5 separate regions of the Mus musculus genome follow, and all the other regions are linked to region 4. The links are chromatin loops, found by intact Hi-C in ENCODE. Cell type or tissue: left cerebral cortex. All regions are shown on one strand. Links, peaks and the distances in the headings refer to the core of each region. The heading gives the core; the rest is flanking DNA. Region 1 has its middle 53 kb from the start of C430002N11Rik. Region 2 has its middle 35 kb from the start of C430002N11Rik. Region 3 overlaps Rasa2 (RAS p21 protein activator 2). Region 4 has its middle 38 kb from the start of Rasa2. Region 5 overlaps Pxylp1 (2-phosphoxylose phosphatase 1).

What was found. A loop is a pair of places that touch in the nucleus more often than their neighbours do. Peaks named below come from ENCODE experiments on the same cell type or tissue, not always from the same donor. Only the 100,000 strongest peaks of a DNase experiment are listed, where the experiment ranks them.
Region 1: it touches region 4 in a loop (10-fold over the local background); 32 of 42 quality-filtered maps call a loop at or near these places.
Region 2: a loop joins it to region 4, with 2.8 times the contacts of the local background. A loop is called at or near these places in 11 of 42 quality-filtered maps.
Region 3: it touches region 4 in a loop (9-fold over the local background); 29 of 42 quality-filtered maps call a loop at or near these places.
Region 5: a loop joins it to region 4, with 2.6 times the contacts of the local background. A loop is called at or near these places in 2 of 42 quality-filtered maps.

What each region holds. Positions count from the first base shown.
Region 1 is chr9:96,815,728-96,820,555 of GRCm38, reverse strand. No RefSeq gene overlaps it. Among named protein-coding and RNA genes, the nearest start is that of C430002N11Rik, 53 kb to the right of the region's middle. In left cerebral cortex, for the core only: CTCF peaks have their summits at 353 (motif pointing left) and 1,802 (motif pointing right); a DNase peak (open chromatin) is centred at 1,823.
Region 2 is chr9:96,797,997-96,802,824 of GRCm38, reverse strand. No RefSeq gene overlaps it. Among named protein-coding and RNA genes, the nearest start is that of C430002N11Rik, 35 kb to the right of the region's middle. In left cerebral cortex, for the core only: a CTCF peak has its summit at 2,520 (motif pointing right); a DNase peak (open chromatin) is centred at 2,562.
Region 3 is chr9:96,570,948-96,575,775 of GRCm38, reverse strand. Rasa2 (RAS p21 protein activator 2) reads left to right here. Exons shown (of 24, transcript NM_053268.2): 10 at 3,755-3,911. Among named protein-coding and RNA genes, the nearest start is that of Gm28729, 48 kb to the right of the region's middle. In left cerebral cortex, for the core only: CTCF peaks have their summits at 2,326 and 4,054; DNase peaks (open chromatin) are centred at 3,632 and 4,081.
Region 4 is chr9:96,667,323-96,672,150 of GRCm38, reverse strand. No RefSeq gene overlaps it. Among named protein-coding and RNA genes, the nearest start is that of Rasa2, 38 kb to the right of the region's middle. In left cerebral cortex, for the core only: CTCF peaks have their summits at 2,200 (motif pointing left) and 3,335 (motif pointing right); DNase peaks (open chromatin) are centred at 679, 2,111 and 3,332; H3K4me3 peaks cover 748 bases; H3K27ac peaks cover 1,304 bases.
Region 5 is chr9:96,871,103-96,875,930 of GRCm38, reverse strand. The region is part of intron 1 of Pxylp1 (2-phosphoxylose phosphatase 1); the gene reads left to right. Among named protein-coding and RNA genes, the nearest start is that of Pxylp1, 16 kb to the left of the region's middle. In left cerebral cortex, for the core only: CTCF peaks have their summits at 2,702 and 3,726 (motif pointing right); a DNase peak (open chromatin) is centred at 2,682.

The DNA of each region.
Region 1 (4,828 bases), core at 248-4,247, 150 kb before region 4:
TCATGACAGACTTTTTTTTTAGCTTTTTTGTTTTGTTTTGTTTTTTCGAGACAGGGTTTCTCTGTATAGCCCTGCTGTCCTGGAACTCACTCTGTAGACCAGGCTGGCCTCTAACTCAGAAATCCGCCTGTCTCTGCCTCCCGAGTGCTGGGATTAAAGGTGTGCACCACCACGCCCGGCCCTTTTTAGCTGTTTTTAAAACGTTTTTAGGGCTGAAGAGACAGCTCAGCAGTTAAGAGCACTGACTGCTCTTCCAGAGGTCCTGAGTTCAATTCCCAGCAACCAACCACATGGTGGCTCACAACCATCTGTAATGGGATCACATGCCCTCTTCTGGTGTGTCTGAAGACAGCAACAGTGTACTCATATAAATAAAATAAATAATTCAAAAATAAATAAAAACATTCTTATTCTTTGAGAATTTCATATAAAACATTTTTTACCATATGCAGCCCCATCTTCCAACTTGTCCAGATTCATTTCTGCCTCCTACTCAACTTCATGTTCCACCCCCACACACACATACACAGACCCCTACCCCCTCGCCCCCCCCCCCCAGGCCCCTTTCTCGGCTCCTTGCCTCTCCTTTCTCCCTGTGCTGGAACTGCAAGTGGCCGTTACCACGCTGGGCTGAGCATTCTTTGTCAAGCTTCGCTTTGAACAGACTTAACAAACTCAACTATATGCTATTGGAATTAGAGTTTACTCGTTTTAGTGCCAGGAATCGAACCCAGGGCCTCGCACATGCTAGGTAAGCACTCTGCCACTAAGCCACATCCACAACCGTGTTCCTCTTTCAAAAGAGGAGCTCAGTGATGTGCCCAGGTGGCCTTAGCCTCCCATCAGACCGTAACCTCAAGGTCCTCCTGCCTCAGCCTCCTGAGTACAGGCCTGTGCTGCTGGCCTGGTGGTAATAATTAGCAATAATAAATGGCTTTCCAAGAAAACTACTAAACACCTGATCGAAGGTCTTTCATCATAGGCTCAGCAGAATTAGACTTGGAAGAAGTCTTCGGTAAATCCCTTTTTCAGAACCCAAGAACTAGGACAGGAAAGGTGGGGATACACGCCTCGCTGAATCTTCAGAAAGCCCCTCGAGGCGGGTTCAGCATCCCAGGCTGGGTAGGTCACCCTGATGTGTTAGATAGAATGTAGCTGCAGATACACAGGGTAAAGTAGTGGCTAGTGGGATGCCAGCCCGATCCTCATGGCTCAAGACTTGCAACTGAGTATCAGGAGTGTAGCCCTGTGTTCACACCTACCAGGAGCTAGCTCAGTCACAAATCTGTCCATGAGGAATCAGCCGAATACACAGGCATGACCAGGCCCTCCTAGCTGCTGAGGCCTGGCTAACAGCTGGGACAGATGAGCATCCGTGAGGAAAGGGTCACCAAGAGGAACAGAACTCCTCAGGGCTGCGGTACCCTCAGCAGGAGGATACCCTTGGGGCTGACTTCAGATGTGTCAGCCGAGTGAGAGTCCTGCCTCCCTACATGGGCTGCGTGAGTCTTCCAAGAGAGGAGAATGCTTTTCTAAATAGTCTGCCTTGAGTCCAGCCTAGGTAGACACAGGGGCTCTGGCCACTCTATTCCCTGGAAGAGACTGAGCGGCCTTAGTAAGGGGCGTTTCCTATGGCCTCTGCAGCAGTCCTACCAGATGTTGTGTTTGGAGAAGGATGTCAGTAAATTAAAAATGGGGGTCGCTGCAGTTACAAATTTAAGTCTAAATGGTTAGGGACTATTCCAGCCATCCTGGCTTATTTTTCTTTAAGTAAAACAATGTAGCGAGCGATAGTGTGTTCAACCACTAGAGGGCAGCATCAAATAAGCTATTGGTCTTTAGGGTTGGGTCTGCCTTATAGAAAAGTAGGTTCGCTTGTGTTTTAAGAAGTCGACAAACTGCCCTTGTTTGCCTGTCATGGAGGAGTTTCCACAGGCAAGCTTTTCCATGCTAACATCTGAGAAAGCCTAAGGCAAAGTAAAACAAGCCAGTGACTCAGGAGTTACACATGAAAACAAATGTATTATATCGTTCACATTTTATAGAAAAGTTTGACTGGGTGATTCACAGAGCTAGCTGGTGTGAAGCAGAATTGGATTAAAGGAACATGTTCTCTTTGTTTGTTTTGTTTGTTTTGTTTTGTTTTTCAAGACAAGGTTTCTCTGTATAGCCCTTGCTATCCTGCAACTCACTCTGTAGACCAAGCTGGCTTCAAACTCAGAGAGCCACCTGCCTCTGCTGGGATTAAAAGCGTGCACCACCGCCTGGCTAGGACCATGTTCTTTTTTTTTTTTTTTTTTTTTTTTTTTAAAATTTTTACTACTTTTATTTTTTTATTTTTTTTTTCCATTTTTTATTAGGTATTTAGCTCATTTACATTTCCAATGCTATACCAAAAGTCCCCCTTACCCACCCACCCCCACTCCCCTACCCACCCACTTCCCCCCTTTGGCCCTGGCGTTCCCCTGTACCGGGGCACACAAAGTCTGCGTGTCCAATGGGCCTCTCTTTCCAGTGATGGCCGACTAGGCCATCTTTTGATACATATGCAGCTAGAGTCAAGAGCTCAGGGGTACTGGTTAGTTCATAATGTTGTTCCACCTATAGGGTTGAAGATCCCTTTAGCTCCTTGGGTACTTTCTCTAGCTCCTCCATTGGGAGCCCTGTGATCCATCCATTAGCTGACTGTGAGCATCCACTTCTGTGTTTGCTAGGCCCCGGCATAGTCTCACAAGAGACAGCTACATCTGGGTCACAAGAGACAGCTACATCTGGGTCACAAGAGACAGCTACATCTGGGTCACAAGAGACAGCTACATCTGGGTCACAAGAGACAGCTAGGACCATGTTCTTAAGCAGGACACCGCATAATAGTCCCCTGAACAATCTGGGTCACTGTTAGGTTTCATGCTACCCAAACCTGATCACCATGGCTTAAGCAATAAAGTCATGTGTCAATCCTTTCAAATGGGTCCAGCATGCTCTCAGGATCTCAGATGCCTGCGGACGTCACACGGGCAGAACAGGGGCTCCTTGATTCCAAGGAAGCAGTGAGTTTATTAGGCACATTGCTGTTCCTGTCAAAGCTGCTTCAATTTAAGTGCATTAATTACTTTTCTATTGCTGAGATCAAGGTAATTTACACAAGGAAGAGTTTATTTGGGGTTTGTCTTAGTCAGGCTTTCTATTCCTGCACAAACATCATGACCAAGAAGCAAGGTGGGGAGGAAAGGGTTTATTCGGCTTACATTTTCCACATTGCTCTTCATCACCAAAGGAAGCCAGGACTGGAACTCAAGCAGGACAGAAAGCAGGAGCTGATGCAGAGGCAATGGACAGATGTTACTTACTGGCTTGCTCCCCCTGCCTTGCTCAACCTGCTCTCTTACAGGACCCAGGACAACCAGCCCAGGAATAGCACCACCCACAAGGGGACCTCCCACCCTTGATCACTAATTGAGAAAATACCTTAATTGAAAATACCTAGATCTCATGGAGGCATTTCCTCAAGGGAGGCTCCTTTCTCTGCGATAACTGCAGCTTGTGTCAAGTTGACACACAGAACCAGCCAGCACAGGTTCCAGGATGTTGGAGCAGAGGTCGCAGGCAGCAGGTGGCCATAACAACAGCCGAGGACTCATATCTTGAACTACAAACAGAAGGCAGACCGGGCAATCAGTAAGCTCACCACTGGCTTTTCAAATCTCAAAGCTTGCCCCTAGACACAACTCCTCCAACAAGACCACATCGCTTAATCCTTCCCAAACAGGTCCATCAACTGGGGACTGCATATTTAAACATACTAGCCTATGGGAGACAATCTAATTCAAGCCAGCACACTGAGGAAGAGTGGGTGCTAACAGAGCTAACAGTGAACATCCTTCCCCCAATCCCCTCCACCAGAGCTGAGGGTGTGTTGGCACTGTGCCACACAGAACCCCCACTTCAGGACTGCTTTCTATACTTGCTGGCAGCACTGGACTCTCAGCCTTTCCAGAACTTGCTCTGAAAGAGAACACCATTGGCCAAAGGACAAACCTCTTTCCCAGGACAGCCACATATACTGACTGGTCAGAACAAGAATGCAATAGCCAGGGAATAACTCAGAGATCCATGCCCAAATCAGAGTTCTTGTGGGGGCAGCAGAGGCCTTGTGACTTTCAAAGTCCAGCATCTGCTTTGTCACCTCCATTTACAGCAGTCACCCCCTGTAAACTTCCTGTGTTCCCTCCAAGGCTGCTTCCTGGGACTGCAGAGGGCGAGCACATTCTAGGTGCCAAGGCATCTACCTGGAGGGATAGGGAACTGCAGTCACTTATAGGAAAGGGAGAGTTTATTTATCACAGATTTCTCTACCATGGGGACATTTATTTACTTATTGTGGAAGCCAAACACAGCCGTACACTCAAGTTCCATCAACAGTGGAGAGAAAATATTTGGGAGTGGGGAGCACTTCTTCTGAGCATATGTAGATGTTTTTCCTTGTCATTATTCCCTAATGTAACACTGCTTATCATCCAGACTGTAGAGGAAGAGTCATCTAGAGATGTAAATATAGAGAAGGACATGTATATATTACAGACAAATGTAAAACCATCTCCTATGAGATTTGAGCGTCATCACATTGTGGCATCTGGGCTATGGAGGATCTTACAACCAATCCAATATGTATAATGATTACTTGCCTTGCAACCAATCCCCCATAGTTATTGTACAATGACTATTGATCTCGCAGCCAATATGTATAATGACTATACATACAAATTAAGCACTAGAAAATTTTAATTGTGGACAGTTCAAGGGTAATGGCAGAAAGGTTGTTATACCA
Region 2 (4,828 bases), core at 535-4,534, 130 kb before region 4:
GTTTTCTTCTAAAATAAAGTCTGTCCCTCCTGAGTCTCCACAGCCTAAATGTCATTTTAGAGGCAAAAATAACTTACATTTGAAAACAGTTAAGTGAGTTAACAGTTCTTTTAAAACAGGCCAAAATCATGTGCCAACATAAGCCCTATTTATAAATCTATCCATAATTGTAACCTTACTTCATGTTGTTTTTTTTCTTTTTGCATGTTGGTGTAATATATATTCCATGATTACAATCTCACAGTGTTGAGGTTCTGTCTGTTGCTGTGCATTGTAATGCTAAGTGAGGTCCCCCAAGACCTGGTTGCCCAGAGACAAGAGAGTCTGCGTGTAGACCCAAGTGAGCTATGTGACCTTGCCCCCTAGTTATTTCTGATTGGTGAATAAGGATGTCAGCAGCTAATAGCTGGGCAGAAGAGACATAGGCAGGTTTTAGGGTTCTCAGACTTGAGGAGATTGGAGGAGAATTATGGAGAGAAGGTGAAGAAGAAGAGAAAGACACCATTGGTTAGGAGTCAAGAAAACATGGTCCCCAAGGGCTGGCCAATTGGAGTTAAGAGCAGCCCAGATGAAACATAGTAAGTCATAACTCAGGGTTATCAGCAGGAAATAGATTTTAATAGATATCTGCCCAGCACTGGACTGCTGATATCCAGACAGTGAAGGTTAAAACTTCCCCCAAAGAACTACTTCTAAACAGGTCTACATCTCCCTTATCCTATTAACCATCTTCTGCTACCTCTGGTCGGTGGGCTAGAAGGGAGGTGGAAGTATTTAAGGACCCTAATTAAAGTAGATTTAAAAAAAAAATCTAAGCCTGCAGGGAGCAGACCATGAAAGGACTGGGCAGTGAGTGTAGTGGAGTTCATGATGTGAAATTCCTAAAGAGTCAATGAAAATGTTATGTTAAAACTGTAAATATTAAAAATAAACAAAAGAGTTACCTCTGTAGGGCAGGCTGAGGACCTGGCTAAGAGACTATCCCTAAGAGGATGGGTTCACCTTCACACAGTACTTTCCCTTCCCAGGGTTCCTGCCCCCTAGCACATTCCCTATCATCCACCTTAAGGTTTGCCTGGCTCACTCTACCAATCTGAGTCCTCATTCAGAGATCATAACTTTTCCTTTCTTCTCTCTTTTTCTTTGGGATGCTACCCAGAGCCTTTTACACTCCCTGGTACTTTGGACACCCCTATTCTTTCTCTATAACTCCCTTCCCGGCCATGTGATTGCCTACTTGCCTGTGACTGACCCCCACGCTGGCTTCCACCGTGGGACTGCCTGCCTGAGTTGACTGCCACGCTGGCGTAACTTCTTACCCCATTGTCTTCATTTTTCTCCAGATAGGCAGCTGCCAGAGTTATGCCTGCCTGCCTGGGACTTTTTCTTTTCAAACTCTAATAAATTACCCTCAAGCTTCCCTTTCCGGGACTCAAATAGTATGTAAACGCAAAGAGTGTTTTATTCTGCGGAAGTCCAGCATGCTGGGGTCTCCCATTACCAGACAGACAACCAAGTGAGCTCCCAGGCTCGATTTAAAGCACACTGAAATTCCAGGACAAATGAGCTTTATCTTGCTATATCTGATGTGTTTATAAGAAGATAAAGAGAGAAGGGGTATGCTCTGTGGGGGTGTGGTGAGGTATGGGGGAGGGGGACATCTCAGCAGGCATCCCTTCCCCATGAGGGACCAGCCACATGACAGTATAGTATAGAATAGAGTTTATTCAGAGTATGAGGAGGGGAGTTAAGAGGGTAGTAGAGGCAGAGAGAGAGAGAGAGAGAGAGAGAGAGAGAGAGAGAGAGAGAGAAGAGAGAAGAGAGAAGAGAGAAAGAAGAGAAGCCAGTCATGAGCACATGGAGAGAGGGGGAAGGGAATGGTGAAGAGAAGGGGAAAAGGGTGAGGGGACCTAGAGGGAGCAAGAAGGGAAGAGAACAAGAGAGAGATAGAGAGATAGAGAGAGAGGAGAGAGAGAGAGAAAGAGAGAGAGAGAGAGAGAGAGAGAGAGAGAGAGAGAGAGAGAGAGAGAGAGAGGCAAGCAGCCCCTCTTATAGTGGGTCAGACCTACCTGGCTGTTGCCAGGTAACTGTGGGGTGGAGCTTAGACAGGATGCTAACAATATCTCTAGGCATTTGCTGAGGAATTCTGGGGTAGGTGAGCTTTCTCTTTAACTCTAGGCATTCCAGAACCATTATGGGGCGTGAAGGCTGGAGCCTGGGGTTTTTCTATTAGTAATTGACTTGCCTGGGCTTGCCTGAACTTGCCCAGTTCTTAGGCCTTGTCTCCTTAACTGTCACTTTGAAGTCTGTCATGGAACCAGCCCAGCCTTCTCAGGGCCATTCCTAACTTCTTCTAATAAAGAGACCAAGACTCCCGAGAGGGGACACAAATCTCATGGCTATCATATGGTGGCTTCCTCAAGACATTCCAGCAACACTCCCAACCCCACCCTCACCCACAACCCCTGCCACCTGTTAGTCACTAATTTGCAAAGAAAATCAATCCGTTCCTCACCTCTAGATGGCATCAAATGCATACACTGAAAATCTCGTGTTGTGCCAATGACCCCAAAAGCCCATATTTTAACATAAGAACCCCTTTCTTGTGCAGCAGTGAACGACTGAATTCTCCTTTGGTCAGACCTGCCTCCTCCCATGGAGGTGTATCTTAAACCTCTGCTGCTACATTGTGTGTCTCTGCTCAAGCTCTTGTTCAAGACCATGAAAGCCCTTTTGTGGTGGTGTGTTTTATAAAAAATAAAGAGAGAAGGAATATGTTTGGTGGAAGTGCAGTCAGGCGTGGGGGAAGGGGGTGCCTCAGTGGAACCATGCCACTCTATAGTATAGAACAGAGTTTATTCAGGGTATGGGGGAGGGGAGCTGAGAAAAAGGCTAGTGTCAGAGAAAGGCAGAGAGAGAGAGAGAGAGAGAGAGAGAGAGAGAGAGAGAGAGAGAGAGAGAGAAGAGGAATAGAGTCCAGTTATGAGCACGGGAAGAGAGAGGGGAGAGGGTGGAGAGGGACAGGAGAGTAAGAAGGTGAGGAGGGGGCAAGCAACCCCCTTTATAGTGAGTCAGGCACACCTGACTGTTGCCAGGCAACCATGGGGCAGAGCCTATACTAAATGCCAACATTCCCCCATTTTGGTTTAATTAAGGAAAAAATAGAAATAGGCAATGGTGGAACAGGAATAGGATCGTAGTGATCTTTAGCTATTTCCTACTGACTTTGGGGCGACATGTCTCTAGGAAACAGGAGTATGGGTATGGACTATTGGTCCAGTCTTAGGAGAGTTGGCTGTTTCCTTGCTGTCGAGGGTCTGTGGAGCCATCTGTGGATAGATAGGAAGGAGCAGCTCCAGTCGACGCATCTGTGTCTGTCAGAGTAGATTAGAGCTAAATGCCAACAAGGGGTGCCTCCTGAACCCTGACATCAACATTAGTAGAATTCTTCCACAAGACAAGGATTAGGTGTGGATGAGGTAGGCACGGATTTCTGGGGACTAATGTGCTGGCTAGTTTTTATGTTAACTTGACACAAGCTAGAGTCATCTGAAAAAGCAGGTACCTCAATTGAGAAAATGCCCCCATAGGACCCAGCTGTAGGGACATTTCTTAATTAGTGATTGATGGGGGAAAGGCCCAGCTCATTTTAGATGGTTCCATCCTTGGGATGGTGATCCTGGGTTCTATCAGAGAGTAAGCTAAGCAAGCTGTGACGAGCAAGCCGGTAAGTATGCATTAGGTTACAAAAAAAAAAGTGTTGTTGTTGTTGTTGTATGTGCATGTATGAGAGAATCTGACTGTACGTTTGTGTACCACACGCATCCACATGCCTGTAGCAGCCAGAGAGTGAAGCAAACCATCTGGATTTGTAGTTACACATGGTTGTGAGCCACTGTATGGGTGCTGGAAACCAAACCTAGGTCCTCCGCAGGGGCAGCAAGTGCTCTCACCTGATGAGCCATCTCTCCAACCCCAAGATTCCTTTTTTATTTTTCTCCTATAATCTCTCAGTTAAAAGCTGCTCAGGTCAGAGCCTGGGCCCTGGCAGCCCCAACAACTAGGCTCAGTCAGACTGAGATGTGGGCCCTTAGATCATTTGCTCTGTTCTGTCTCAGTCCCAGTCTTCTGACGTGCTCAGAACCGGTGAGATCTTTCTGGATGCCCCCTCTCCAGCTGGCCCCAGGCTTCAGCCTTTCCTTTTCCCTGCATACCACTTCCCTGACAATAACCCAGGAGCCAACGGAGGAGCGCATGTGACTTTCTTTAGACTCTTGTTACTCCTATTGTAGCATTTTGACTTTAGTTACTGTCTTAATTAGGGTTTCACTGCTGTGAACAGACACTATGACCAAGGAAACTCTTATAAGGACAACATTTAATTCGGGATGGATTACAGGTTCAGAGGTTCATCAAGGTGGGAACATGGCAGCATCTGGGCAGGCATGGTGCAGAAGGAGCTGAGAGTTCTACATTTTCATCTGAAGGCTGCTAGCAGAACACTGGCTTCCAGGCAGGTAGGAGTAAGGTCTTAAAGCCCATGCCCACAGTCACACACCTACTCCAACAAAGCCACACCTTCAAATAGTGCCACTCCCTGGGCCAAGCATATACAACCCATCACAGTTACTGTGGTGGTTTGAATTAGAAACATTTCCTGTAGTCTCAGGCATTTGAACGTGTAGTCCCCAATTGGTGGAGTTGTTTGGGGAGGTTTCAGGGGTGCAGTCTTATAGAGGAGGAGTGTCACTAGGGGTAAGCTTTGAGAGTTAGTTTTCCCACCACTTCCAGTTCATTGCCCTCTGCTTCCTGCTTGTGGTTCCAGATA
Region 3 (4,828 bases), core at 230-4,229, 96 kb after region 4:
GTGGGTAGAAAGCAGAGGGCTTATTGAGAAGACACAGCAGTCTTCTGTGTGAGGCAGTGTATGATTTTCAGTTATCACACATTTACAAATGCAGATAACCTCGATGTGTTTTCTGAGTGTGGGGTATTGACTATAATGTCATTTGGCCTTTTCATGGCTCTAATAGTGATACTGAATTAATAACATTAATGTTAATAACCTTAATGTTTTGACATTAAATTCATACTTATTTCAATGTGAAACTTTTTCTCTATAGCCCTTAAAAACTAGTGTTTTCTGTCTCTTCGTGTGTCTGAGCCCATGTTTCTTCCTAGATTGATTGGTATGTAGGATCATGCTTTCTCAGTTGTTGGTGCTTGTTGATGCTGCTATGTGAGCATGTAGGTATGCTTACACTCATGCGCACATAGAGAACAGACTTGACACTGGATATGTTCACCAGTCACTCTCAGTTTCTGAAGAGAGGACTTCAGAACCAGGAGCTCACTGATTAGCTAGGCTGGGTGGGCAGTGAGCTCCAGGGACTGCCTGTCTTTTCCTGCCCCGTGCAAGGATTGCAGATGTGCACACCACTAAACCCAGCTTTTACATGGGTGCTGGGAACCTAAACTCGGATTCTCATGCTCTGCAGAGCAAGCACTTTATCAGCTGAGCCATTTCTCTGACCTCTGTCTCTTCCCTTTAAAGGTCACTTTTTAAAATGAAATGTAATATTTGTGCCTGCTTATTAAGTGTAATAGTCACTTGTATATACTGTGTAATGATCAAATCAGGATAGTCAGCATTTCCATCTCTCAAATACCATTTCCATGTTGGATGCTGGAGAATTAGACTGTGCTGAACCGTGACATCAGTTGTTACGGACCATAGTGAACCTGTTGGATTATAAACAGAGCTGCTACTCCCACGCTGCATTGAGAGCCCGTTCTAATAATAATACCTTTCTCTGATGATCTCCCCTCCTGCCTCTAGCAACTTACAGTCTTTGTTTTTATGTGGATCAACTTTAGTTTTCACAAAGGAATAAGAACTTGTGGCCTTTGTCTTTCTGTGCCTTACTTCACATGATAAAATGACCTCCAGTTCCAGATGGGTTACCATAAGTGATAGGATTTCACTCTTTAATAGCAAACCGTCTGTTGATGAGTAAATGAATTTAAATAACGTGGTCTGTACACACTGGGATGTTAACATAAGAACCGCTCTTTAGAACTCAGCTGCCTAGAAGAGGAGTTGGTGTTGACTGTTTAGGGGTTGGGTTTTTGTTTTTGTTTTTGTTTTTATTGTTTTAGTTTCTGAGACAGAATCTCACTATTTAACCTTGACTGGCCTAGATCTTACTATGAGGACCAGACTGTCCTTGAACTCAGAGATCCACCTGTCTTTGCCTTCTAAGTGCTGAGATCTAAGCTGTGCACACTCCAGCTGACCTAGGACTTAGACGTTTCTCTTTGGTCTCACTTGCCTTTAAAGGAGCCTGCCACCAGACAGTCCTCATTGGGATTCTGCTATTCCATAGCCTTCCTTAGAGAGACTGTATTTTAGACTAATTTTCAAATTTTATTTTTTAACTCTTCCAATGCAAATCTAAATGTATTAGTCTCTCTAAAAACATTTTGTGTGTTTTAATTTCTAAATGCATCCAGAGAAGGAGAAAAATGACTTTAATTGTTGAGAAAAATGTATTACCGTTTGCCTCCCCTGCCCCCATGTCATATTTCCTCCCTTCTCCATGAAAATTCCTGAACTCAGTTTTTAAGTCTTGAAAATAACATTCCATACCTTTAGTACAGAAGAAAAAATGAGTTGTTGTGTCTCCCAGGGGCCTCCACAATGAGCCTCAGACCTGCCCCCACAGTGTGACACAGTCTTTCCATATACTTTCAAATTTGACAGAACTTTCTACCTTGGCCAACTTGGAATATTAACAGACAATAAGTAACTTTATTTCAATTTCTTCTATCAATAGTATAAATACTTCATGTGCTCTTGAGTGCTGGTGTCTTTGAGGTCAGAGTCGTTGAATCCTCTGGAGCTGGAGTCACAGGTGATTTGTGGCTGCCTGATTTTGGTTGCTAAGAATTGAACTCGTTCTTTGTTTATGATCTCAACCATTGAGCTAGTTCTCTAGGCTCCAATAAAAATATTTTAATTTAAAGTAGTCTGTCAGAAGCATAAATGCTAAAATTTATGTAGCATAAAAGAGAAGAATCTGCTAATGTATATGAATTAATGTACATTGTATGGAAGTATAAAAATGTTAATGCCATTTTAATTGAAGATCTTGATCTCCTTTATCACTTATAGAGCTGTAGCATCCTCTAGTGGTATTAAAGATAACTGCACAAAACCTCATTCCATTCAGGCATAGTTATTTCTAACGTTGATATTGCAAAGGGTCATAATAACTTATTAGTAGGCAGTACTCTTGCTTTAAGTTTTTCTATTTTCTTTTTTCCAGTAATTTCCATTAGTATTTGCCTATTATATTGTATGTCTAAAAACTGGTTTTTGATGGTTTAGTTTTTTTAAGATTTCTATTTTATGTATATGAGTGTTTTGCTCTATGTATGTCTGTGTACTGCATGTATGCCTGGTGCTTGTGGGGGTCATCAGATGGTGTCAGATGCCCTGCCACAGGAATTAGAGATAGTTGTGAGCCAACATGTGGGTCCTCTACAGAAGCGGCAAGTGGTCTCCACTGCTGCATCATCTCTCCAGCTCTACTTCCTATTTAATTTTATTTGCAGATTATAATACAATGACTCATGCCACTTTCCCTTGCTTTCTAAGACGTCTTTTGTTGCCCTTATGTACATATTACTTTTATGTGTGTCCCTTGCGCGCGCAGCCTGTGAATGCCTGCAGGAATTGTTCTCTGTTTCCACCACTTGCCTTCTGGGTATTGAAGTAAAGGCATCTCTGTTTACCTTGAGTCGGTTCTTGGTGGTGGGGGAACCTGGGAGAATGAAACGGACTACAGTCTCGTGCTAGCCAGCCGCACTCAGAGCATCACACATTTCATACTCGGAGTGATTTACCTCCTTAACCTTGATTGTTTTTTAATTGGTGATAATTAGATTGGACGTTAGCATTGTCTTTTTTGTGTTGATATTAGCTAATTTTCATTTTGCCATGTGTAGATAATAGAACATAATTTGATTGTTTTTTTAAATAAGTTTTTTTTAATAGAAATTACACCATTCCTAGGTAAAAAGATGTAAAAGAGAATCCTGCCTCCTTCCCCAGTGCCACTTGCCTAGGTCCTATTTCTGAGCCAGCCTCTGTTCTCTAGATTCTGGGAATATTTTCTATATTCATAGGCAAATGCATGTATATATTTTCATTCGTTGTTTTGTTGTATTGAACCTGGGTTTCTGTGTGGCCTGGGAGTCATAATCTCCCAAGTGCACACACGACCACATGCCCACCTGTACTATGCCTGTATGTTTACTCAACAGTGTAGTAGAACACTATAGATAGGCGTTGACTCTTGATGGTGGTTTACAACTTATACTCTAGAATCAGACAGCCTTAATTCAGGTCCCATCCTCGCCAGTAACCACTTGCTCTGTGCTTCTTATTTCGTGGGCACAGTGAGGGCTGAATGTGCTGAGAACACAGTCCGCCCATGAGCTGCAGTCTGGCCCTGGCCCGTGGTTTCTTCTTCAGTAGCTCAGCTGTCTACTTATCCCGCTTGCTCGTTAACTCACTACCATCACGTGTAGTACCATCAGCTGTACTTTTACTTTAGGTACTTGCTACAGCCAAGAGACAATGGAAACAAATCATCTAAAACCGATGACCTGGGATCTCTTCTGTTAACTCTCTGCTATACAGAAGACTGCGTGCTTCCATCAGAGTACTATGGACCGCTGAAAACTTTGCTGCTAAAGTCACCAGATGTTCAGGTACTTTAAAAATCTTTTTTTTTCCCCAAGTGTTTTGTGATTTGTTCTGGATTTGTATATAGGTACAAAGCTTCAAGGGATAAACCCAGAAAAACGGTCAGCTTCATCCGTCCACATGTCGGAGGAGCCCTTGTGGTCAGCTCTGGGAACTACTTTAAAAATCTTATATGATCCCCAAGTGGGGCAGTCTCTGGATGGTCGTTCCTTCAGTCTCTGCTCTGAACTTGGTCAGACTGCCCCACTTGGGGATCCATGCCATAAACAAACCCAGGCACTATGGCAGATGCCAAAAAGAGCTTGCTGACAGGAGCCTGATATAGCTCTCTCCTGAGAGGCTCTGCCAGTGCCTGGCAAATACAGAAGTGGATACTCACAGTCATCCATTGGATGGAGCACAGGATCCACAATGAAGGAGCTAGAGAAAGTACCCAAGGAGCTAAAGGGGTTTTCAGCCCCATAGGAAGAGCAACAATATGAACTAACCAGTACCCCCAGAGCTCCCTGGGACTAAGCCACCAATCAAAGAAAACACATGGTGGGACTCATGTCTCTAGCTGCATATGTAGCAGAGGATGGCCTAGTCAGTCATCAATGGGAGGAGAGGCCCTAGGTCCTGTGAAGATTATATGCCCCAGTATAGGGGAATGCCAGAGCCAGAAATGGGAGTGGGTGGGTTGGTGAGCAGGGGGAGGGGGGAGGGAATAGGGAATTTTTGGAAAGGAAACTAGCAAATTTCATTTGAAATTAAAATATCTAATAAAAAAAAAGAAATTAAAAAAATCTTACATGAAAAGGCTAAACTAATTCTGCAAATGATAAAAGATTTCATAGTGTCAGCTCTTACAGAGTGCTGTGTATTTGATTTCTCTGAACCTGAATACTGATGTGCTTCAAATCTTATCTCTGATTATAATTTA
Region 4 (4,828 bases), core at 351-4,350:
ACTGTGTCTCCTAGTACTGCCAGAAGCTACACCCATAGTCTCACCAATATGACTGCCTGAATATGAGCTGAACCCAGACACCAAAAGACATGCCAAAGTTGAAGGGCAAAAGACCACAAAGCCTCAACCCCTTCACAAAGAACTACAGACGAGTAAGAATGCTGGGGGAAGGGGTGTGGTCTTCCCCAGTGAAGAACATACCAATGGTCAACCAATGCCAAGTGCTCAGCCCTGAAAACATACATACAAGCAACAGTATACAGTCACGGCATATATATATATATATATATATATATATATATATATATATATATATGGATGGCACATAACAATGATCAATGAAAAAAAAAAAGAGGCCATGAGTTTAGAAGAGACCATGGAAGGATCTATTGGAGGGTTTGGAGGGAGGAAGAGAAGGAAGAAGTGATGTCATTATATTATAATCTCACTCACATACACAAAAACAGACCTACAATAATGACAACGAGTTGGAGACCAGCCTGTCAACAGCAACGAAATTCAGCGAGCTACGTCTAACAATCTCCTCTGAAACTGAATTCAAACACAACACAGCGCTGGCTCATAGCTGATACTCGGTCTCTTCTAACGTAAGTGGTACAACCTCCTTTTAGGACACATTGAAGAAAAAGCTGATTAAAACAGCACCAAACATTCAACATCAGCCAAGACCCGGCCAGGCGGTGCGCCAGATGCTTTCATCTTTATTTAAAAGAATCTGGGGGAAAAGGTATTACTTTCACTAATCACTAGATGCGGAGCCTGCGGGCCCAAGCCAATGACTCCACTCGTCTAGGTGTTGAAAATGTACTTAGAACAGAGATGAGACACCCTGTTTATTTACTGGGCAATTCCTCAACTTCAGATATCAATTTACCAATCCACAAACTACACCCTTCCACATGTCACTCTGTATACGGAACAAGCAACCGTGAACTTCCCATCCTGCCTCTCCCTGGTTGTCCAATCAGCTCGCAGAAGCACGGCAGGACAGACAGCTATGAAGATCGACCCAATTTCCAGGAGCTCTCAAGGTTAAGAGAAGTATCTCCTATAAAGTAGATTAAGTATAAACTCAATAAAGGTAAAAAGCAGCTTAGTATAGTTGTGTACACATATGTAGCCGCTGTGTATTGAAAGAGCTAATACATGTATGTGGGAACATTGTTTTCACACGATACAATCATTCTGTAGATGTCAGAGACCCCTCTGCCCACCCTGCACCCCCTTTGTGTGTGTGTGTGTGTGTGTGTGTGTGTGTGTACATGTACATTCTTGCCCTTTTTGGTTTTTCGAGACAAGGTTTCTCTGTGTAGCCCTGGCTGTCCTGGGACTCACTCTGTAGACCAGGCTGGCCTCAAACTCAGAAATCCACCTGCCTTTGCCTCCCGAGTGCTGGGATTAAAGGCGTGGACCACCACGACCAGCTATACTGTCTCTTTAAACTAGAATGCAGGAACAACCTACCCCTCTTGGTCTTTCAATGCCTGCCTAACGTGTAACTGTATGATGAACGTGTAACGAGTTTGCTAATGGTGACCATTTGTTTTCAATCTTTTGCTTTTGCTTACACATTTTTGATAGATTTTTATAGCAAATGTAAAAATAAATTGGGGAAAAGGCTTTCTGTGTGTCTCTCTCTCTTTTAAACACAAAGTCCTGACAGACAAAACCCCATCCCATTATGAGGTTTCTTGGAAGTTTGCATGAGTTCAAATTCTGAGTTTCTCCAAGCTATTCAGAATTCTGCTCTTTGTTTTGAATGTCATATAAACAAAAGCTCGTGTCTTCGAGAATTCTCCTTGCCTGAACAAATGCCATGATGGAAGGGGAAAACCCTACAAAGGAGGCTGGGCCAAAGTTGAACTAGAAGTAGAAATCTCTCTCTGCGACATCTCATCTCGGCTGCGTCCCACTCTCCAGTCATCTCTGTGCATCTCTGTGGGCTGAGGAACCGCCTCTGCTCTTCCAGGCTGTGGGTGGAAGATGCGGTCTCCCCACTTCCCAGGCATTTTCCGACCTGCCATGCCCCGCGTGCGCGGATTGGTTCCTCCATGGTCAGGAGTTTGCCCCTGGTCCAATGAGCTCTCACTGTAGAGTCAGAACCCCGCAGCGGAAGACAGATGCACAGGCTCCACCCACAGGTGAACCTCACGCTGGAAAAGGCTCTCGAGTGCCACCCCGTGGTCCTACAAAGACAAGAGGTTTGGGGAAAAGCTGTTAAAAACAAAACCCTGCAGGATGCTGGAAGATCTGTCATCACGGCTTCAATTTGACTGCTTAGCTTCCTGGGCTGGAGTTCCCCAGGACAGCTGTGCCTGGACAGTCAATCAAAGATCCGCCTGACCTAGATGTGGGCTAATGAGTGAGCGGCAGCAGCGTTTTGCGTTGATTTGTGAGTTAGATGAACTGCAGCGATAGAAGATGTGAATTTGTGCATCTATAAAGGATGCCTCAGCAGCTGCCCACCATGGATCTGAAAAGTAACCTTACTCTGATAGTATCGATTTCACTTTGCTGGGCTGTTTTTTTTTTTTTTAGGGACGTTTGGGATGGCATGGTGCTCCATGCCTTTAATCTCAGCACAGGCAAGGTCGAGCCTGGCCTACATACCAAGCTCCAGGACAGCCAGGGCAACATATATTCAGACTCGTTTAGCTAGTAGCATTTGGTTTTAGACATGTTCTTTTTGAGACTTAAATTTTGTTTAATTTGTGTGTACCTGTGTGTTCACACATGCATGTGTGTGTATTCAGGAACACAGGCCATTTCACACACGTGAGGTCAGAGAACTTTCAGGAGTCGGTCCTCTCCTTCAAACCATTTGGATCTCAGAGAATAAATTCCCGTATTCAAGCTGAACCATCTAGCTGCCTCCCTTTTGGAGAATTTTGTTTTAATATTCATTTTTTTATTTTCAATTCTGCATGTCTGTGTGCAGACATGTGCGTTTGTGTGCAGATGCCTGCAGAAGTCAGAGGTGTTGGATCCCTCTGGAGCTGGAGTTAGAAGCCATTGTAAGTGGCTGATGTGACCCTGGGGACCAAAATCGGGCTCACTGCAAGAGCCACCTCTCCTGCAATCTCTTTGAGAATTTTTAAATAAATATAGTTGTATCTGAAAGTGAACATGCTTTGAGAATAAGCCGGTGGAGGCTTACTTAGACTTTCTGGCGGCTGCAGTCCTGTCCCCCAATGAAAGTATAAGCAGGGAAGCCCACCAGCTCTGCAGTGTGGTGGCATCTGAAGGCAGCAGAACCACTGTCATGGAGGGATGCTACTTCTGTGCACAGGGAGAGGGAAATCCCACCAGCAGAGGTCACTGATGTACCAGGAGGGAGTCCAACGCAGCTCTTCTCACACTTGTGCCTGCCTTGCTCCCTGCGCAGCAAGTTGAAGGGAATCAGTGCAGAACTGTGTGCACGCTGTTGACACATTTTCTTCATGAGGCCCACCTTTGGTACCTTCAACCTAAGGCTGTTTATTTTAACACTGATTTAACACTCAAACTAAAGCAGCCTTAGATTGTATATCACCAAGTTTAACCTGGCCCAGAAAGTAGTTGTATGTGCTTCTAATCTGGAACTTAAGAATGGCACCACCTTCCCCCAACACATGCATGCCTATGTATACACACCACGCAGGCACACTTGAACACATACACCCAAACGGCTTGAGTTTGCACACAGAGCCCCCTACTGAGTAGGAATGAATGCCATGTCGTGATGTAGAGTGGTACAGACACCAAGAAGAGGAGGTGCCTGTGGGCTATCTGCATCTGAGCCACTCAGGGTGTCAGAGCTAGCTATGGGCAGCAGCTGTGTATGATGGAAAGCTCTGCTGGCCTTGAGTGGTCATCATTAGACTTTCTATTAAAAGGGGAAGGGAAGGGGGCGGTGGAGCGCCTAGACACCACCACATTGTTACAGGACAGAACTCATCTCTTATATTGTCCCAGACTAAGATGCTGCCAGTAAGGAGCCAAAAGGACTATGACCTGTCTCCCATGCAACCATCTGGGTGATGGGGCAGCCAGGTACAACTCACAGGCACTGGGAAAAAAAAATGGTGATAACCCTGTAGTGCCAGAGGGATGGATGAGGGCAGGGTTGTGGGGAGCGGGTGTGGTGGCAGTCCTAAAGGCGCCAGGGACTGCAGCTAAGTCATATGACTTGCACCTGACTTCCTCATATAAGACACAAACATCTTGAGTGCTGCGCAGGTGTACCAGGATACAGGTGAATCCAATTTGGTGGAGATTTGCCCCTGCTGCCCTGATTAGCTGAAGCCTCGTGACTGGTGAGGTGGCGTGGCCTGCTGTGCGTGGATGGGAACTGAGAGTATAAAAGAGTGAGAGGCCCAGGGTTCGGGGGAGATATAAAAACAAGGGAGATATAAACAAGGGAGATATAAACAAGGGAGTTATAAAAACAAGGGAGATATAAACAAGGGAGATATAAAAACAAGGGAGATATATAAACAAGGGAGAGATATAAACAAGGGAGATATAAACAGGGGGGAGATATAAAAACAAGGGAGATATAAAAACAAGGGAGATATAAAAACAAGGGAGATATAAACAGGGGAGATATAAAAACAAGGGAGATATAAAAACAAGGGAGATATAAAAACAAGGGAGATATAAACAAGGGAGATATATGGAGAAAGAAGAAACAGGACTGAATAAATGTGTGCAGAAGGATCCTGTAGCAGCGTCGTTCTTCCTGGCACGTTGGGCGCACGCAAGAGTTGGTGCCGAAACCCGGGAAAAGAAACATCTTCAGGCAAGAGCGAAGACCCCCTGCTACAGG
Region 5 (4,828 bases), core at 338-4,337, 200 kb before region 4:
CACTTCCTTCTTAGGTTAAACAGTAGTGGGCCTGTCTCTCCTGGCTGGAGGCAGCTGCTGCAGGGAGCTGAGGTCTGGGCTCACTCCTGGGCAGCATTTGTCTTATCAAGAAGAGGATCCTTAGTGAGAAATGGCTGTTTAGACAGCACCCCCTATGTATTTAAGCCTCATGTGTGGGCAGTGCGACCCCTCGGAGTGCAGAGAAAACGTGCCTGTGCTTTCCTGCTGGATGTTGTCACCACAGAGGTGGCCAACATTAGTCACTTCTCCCTCTTTAACTGCTAAGGCCAGATGAGGACCTGGTCCTCAGGACTCACGTGGACTTGAGAGAAACCTCAGGCCCCTCCTGCCTTTCTTTAACCAGTGAACAACTGGTTAACATCGCCATGAAGAGGAGTTAAAGGCCTTAATTGACCACAGATTCACTTGAAGGCACAGAGGAAATTCTTTGTAGACTAGACATGCTTAGAGTTTGCTGGGTGGGCCTTGTTTAACAAGAGAACTGGTGACTCCCCACAGGGCATTTTGGAGATGCACCACAGATCCCTGGGACAGGGGAAAATATTTTCCCCTGCCAATGCCTCTGACTGCATCAGTATAAACCTCCAAGTGTGATGTCTTAGTGTTCTGAGGACACCAGGACTGCGGCAACTCTCTTAAGGAAAGCATTTATTTAATTGCGAATACACCACCCTGTGGCCTATCTAAAGGGCCCCTAAAGTACATTTAATTGCGGCTGGCTTACAGGTGTTAGAGATTGAGTCCATTATCGTCATGGTGGGGAGCATGGTGGCCTGCAGGCGGACATGGTGTTAGAGAAATAGCTGAGAGTTCTATACCCAGATCCACAGGCAGCAGGGAGACAGAGACAGAGACAGAGAGACAGAGAGAGAGAGACAGAGAGAGAGAGACAGAGAGAGACAGAGAGAGAGAGAGAGACAGACAGACAGAGACAGAGAGACACAGAGAGAGAGAGAGACAGAGAGAGAGAGACAGACAGAGACAGAGAGACACAGAGAGAGGCACAGAGAGAGAGAGACACACACACACACACAGAGAGACAGAGAGAGAGAGACAGTGAGAGAGAGACACACAGAGAGAGGCAGAGAGACAGAGAGAGAGAGAGAGACACAGAGTGGGCCTGGCTTGGGCTCTGAAACTTCAACCCCCACCCCCTCCACACCAGTGACAAAGCCTCACCCAGTCCTTTTCAAGTATTGCCACTCTCTGAATATATGAGCTTATGGGGGCTGCATTCTTTTTTGTTGTTGTTGTTTTGTTTTTTTGTTTTTTGAGACAGGGTTTCTCTGTATAGCCCTGGCTTTCCTGGAACTCACTTTGTAGACCAGGCTGGCCTCGAACTCAGAAATCTACCTGCCTCTGCCTCCCAAGTGCTGGGATTAAAGGTGTGCGCCACCACGCCCGGCTGGGGGCTGCATTCTTATTTAAACCTACCACATCTGGCTGCTGAACACCCATAAGGTTAACAATATCAACCTGGCACTTTTAACTACTGTCTGATCCTTAGGTAAAGCTGGGGTAAAAACAAACACTTATAAATAAACATTTAGGAGACATATATTTAAGCAGAATTTTGACAGCAACGTGTTCAACTTTGACCTTAGATATTTTAATATCATAGATGAACTCATCCTTTGCATATCTTCATATTACTTCTTCAGACCTTTGTAGTTTGCTTCATTCTTTCCAGGTTTTTTTTTTTCCATTCTGAAAAAAAAATTCAGGCATCATAATCTTTATCAATAATCAACAAGGCCTGCTGTGTTTCATAAACCAACGTGGTTACTTTGTGCTTGTAGATCCATAGTGCTCAGATCCATGTTAAAATAAGCCCATCTCCCATTGTGGTACAAGTTTCTGTGGGGTTACATGCATACACAGAATAAGTGTGGATAGTCACCCCTTTTAGACCATACACACACACACACACACACACACACACACACACACACACAGGACTTACAGTAGCCTGGGTATAAGGAGGAGCTAGTGCAGGTATGCAGCTTATGTATATGGCAGGTATGCAGCCTATGTATATGGCAGATATGCAGCCTATGTATATGGCAGGTATGCAGCCTATGTATATGGCAGGTATGCAGCCTATGTATATGTGCTTCCCAAGAAGGCCAAGCAAGGAAACAGAAGAAATTCCATGGTCTTAACTTGTCTGTTTCTTTTCTGTTGCTGTGATACAAAGCACCATGACGCAAAGCAAGGTATACAGAGAAGGTTTATTTGGGCTTATGGTTCCAAAGCCTAAGAGTCCATCATGGCAGGGGTGCACTGCAGCAGGCAGCTGAGAAAGATTACATCCTCAGCCACAAGTGTGAAGCAGAGAGAGTTCACTCAAAGTAGGGAGAGGCTGTGTACTCTTCAGAGCCCTCCCCCAGTGGCACACTTCCTCCAGCAAGCCTGCAGCTCCTAAAACTCCCTAAGCAGTACCAACATCTGGGACCAGGTGTTCGATTGCCCGAGCCTAGGGGGACATTCAAACCACCAGACAACCCAAGCAGAGGAGGCCCTTATGCCTTACCACAGATTGCAACTGTGAATGCCAGGCAATGCCATCTGGGTTCCATTTGACTTCCTCTGTGTTCTTAGAGACAAGCTGTTGCTCAGAAGGGAACCCCATGAAAGAAGATAACAGAACAGAAGGTGTGTCCAGTGCCCATAGGTGGCGCTGTTGCTCCGGAAAGCACATGGCAGAACTAGGAAGAAGAAAATGACCTTGGTGCTGGGTTGGGGTTTTTTGTTGTTGTTTGTTTGGGCTGAGGTTAAATGGATCTGTGATCTTTTTTGTTGGCTGGAAATTAACGTCCAACTTGTTAAAAATACCTAATTCTGATTTAATCCGTAAGCAGCCGTATGGTAGTCCTACACGGTATTCAGTACCCTCTGTAGTCAGGTTAGGGAAAAGTATATTGAATAGGGTTGGGAGTCTCTTGCTTCACCAGAGGAGTTGGTTTGCTCCTGTCTGGGTGAGTCTGCTTTCCTAGGGTTCTTTTTACCTCAATGATTTTCTCTCCTGGTTTCGTGAGGGTTCACCTCTCTGAGACTCACCCGAATGGAAGTTTCTCGCACCCCAGTTTCTAGTGTTTCCTTAGTCTTCTGACTGCTTCCTTCGTGGGGTAGTGTCCTGTAGTAGGTGCTACTTAGCAACAGGCTTACCAGAAGTCACCAAGGACAGCTATGAAGCTGTTGTGGGTCAGTGTTCCGTATTCACCTCAGGCCAGGAGCACATCTTGTTCACTCTTATCCAAACTCCAGGATGACCCAACCGCCAAGACGTGTGTTGTTATTCTCTGTGTCTCTTACCTCTGTCTTGTACACAACGGTTACCCAGCCACTGAGCTATTTTCCAGGGGCATCTCTGCATTGCTGAGAAACTCTCCATTCTTGGATCAGTACCCATTCAAAAGTTCACCAAAGACCCTATGGAAGCTACTGAGAACATGGTGGGGAGGACATTTCTCCCAAGGGAAGGCACCCCCACACTCTGACAGATGGGTTTGAGATCCAAGATGAGACCTCAAGTTGTTGGAAAAGAATAATCTTGGTGTTGAATGAAGGAACACATAGAGCAAAAGTAACTCAGCAAAGCAATTTATTAAAATATATAACACACGTGGATGTTTTGCTTGTGTTTATTGTCTGTGCCCTTCATGCGGGCAGTACCTAAGGAAGCCAGAAGAGGGTGTTGGATCCTCTGGAACTGGGCAGCTCTTAGTTGCCGGTTGGATGCTAGGAATTGAACCTGGGTCCTCTGCAGGAGCACGTGCTCATAATCACCGACCCTTCTCTCTAGCCTAGAGTTTCTTTTTGCAAAAATGTCTGGGTGCACCAGAACCCACACTGGGCCAGTGAGCATGGGTCGTGAAGACGATCCCTGCCTTTTATTCCTAATGCAGATGGCGACTGGGTCTCATCCCATTGTTGGGAGTTTGAGCTCACAACCGGATGATGGGCTGATGGGTGTGGGTGATTAGGGAGGTTCCGTGCACACAGTCCTGGTCAGGTTAATTACCATTTCTCACAGTAGCAATTACATAAAATTCATCTTTAACAACACACACATACACGTACCTATTTATTTTTTTGTCTGGGTGTTTTGTCTGCATGTACGACTGTGTACCACATTGGTGCCTGTTGCCTGGGAAGGCCAGAAGATCATTGGATCCTTTGTAGCTTGAGTTATAGATGTTGTTAGCTGCCACGGGGATGCCGGGATTCAAACCTGGGTCCTCTGGAAGAACAGCCAGTGCTCTTAAGCACTGGTCCATCTTTCTAGCCCTTAAGTTCGTATTTTAAAGTAGCACTAGGTTCTGAGCTCTGTACAGTATACAAATAAAGTCTCCCATCCTTGCCTTAAGACAAACAGAACCCAAACAGTCTGCCAGCCTTTGTAGTATAGTCTTTATCATTATCATGTTACCGAGATCATACTGAACGCCGCACTGTAACCTGCCTTGTAGTCTTACTTTAACATACAGTCTGATTTAACAGTGACATTTTCCTGTTATTGTTGGTTTTGTTAATTATTCACAGTTTTTATAGAAGGCATAACGTGTATAAGTAAACTCTGAGAAATCTTAGTCTTTCCTCCTGTCTAGCAGAAATAGCAACTCACCTAGGCTGTCTCCTGCCAGTTTTTTTTTTCTGTAAGTTTCACACATCTTCTGGAATATGCATATTTATGTCAAGGTGTGCAAATATCAAGGTTTACCTAAGTGAAAAGTGAAGTCACAGCGTCCTGTATGGCTTGGTCCTGGAAACCTGACTGGGGCAACAAGGGAATGAAGGAAAGATA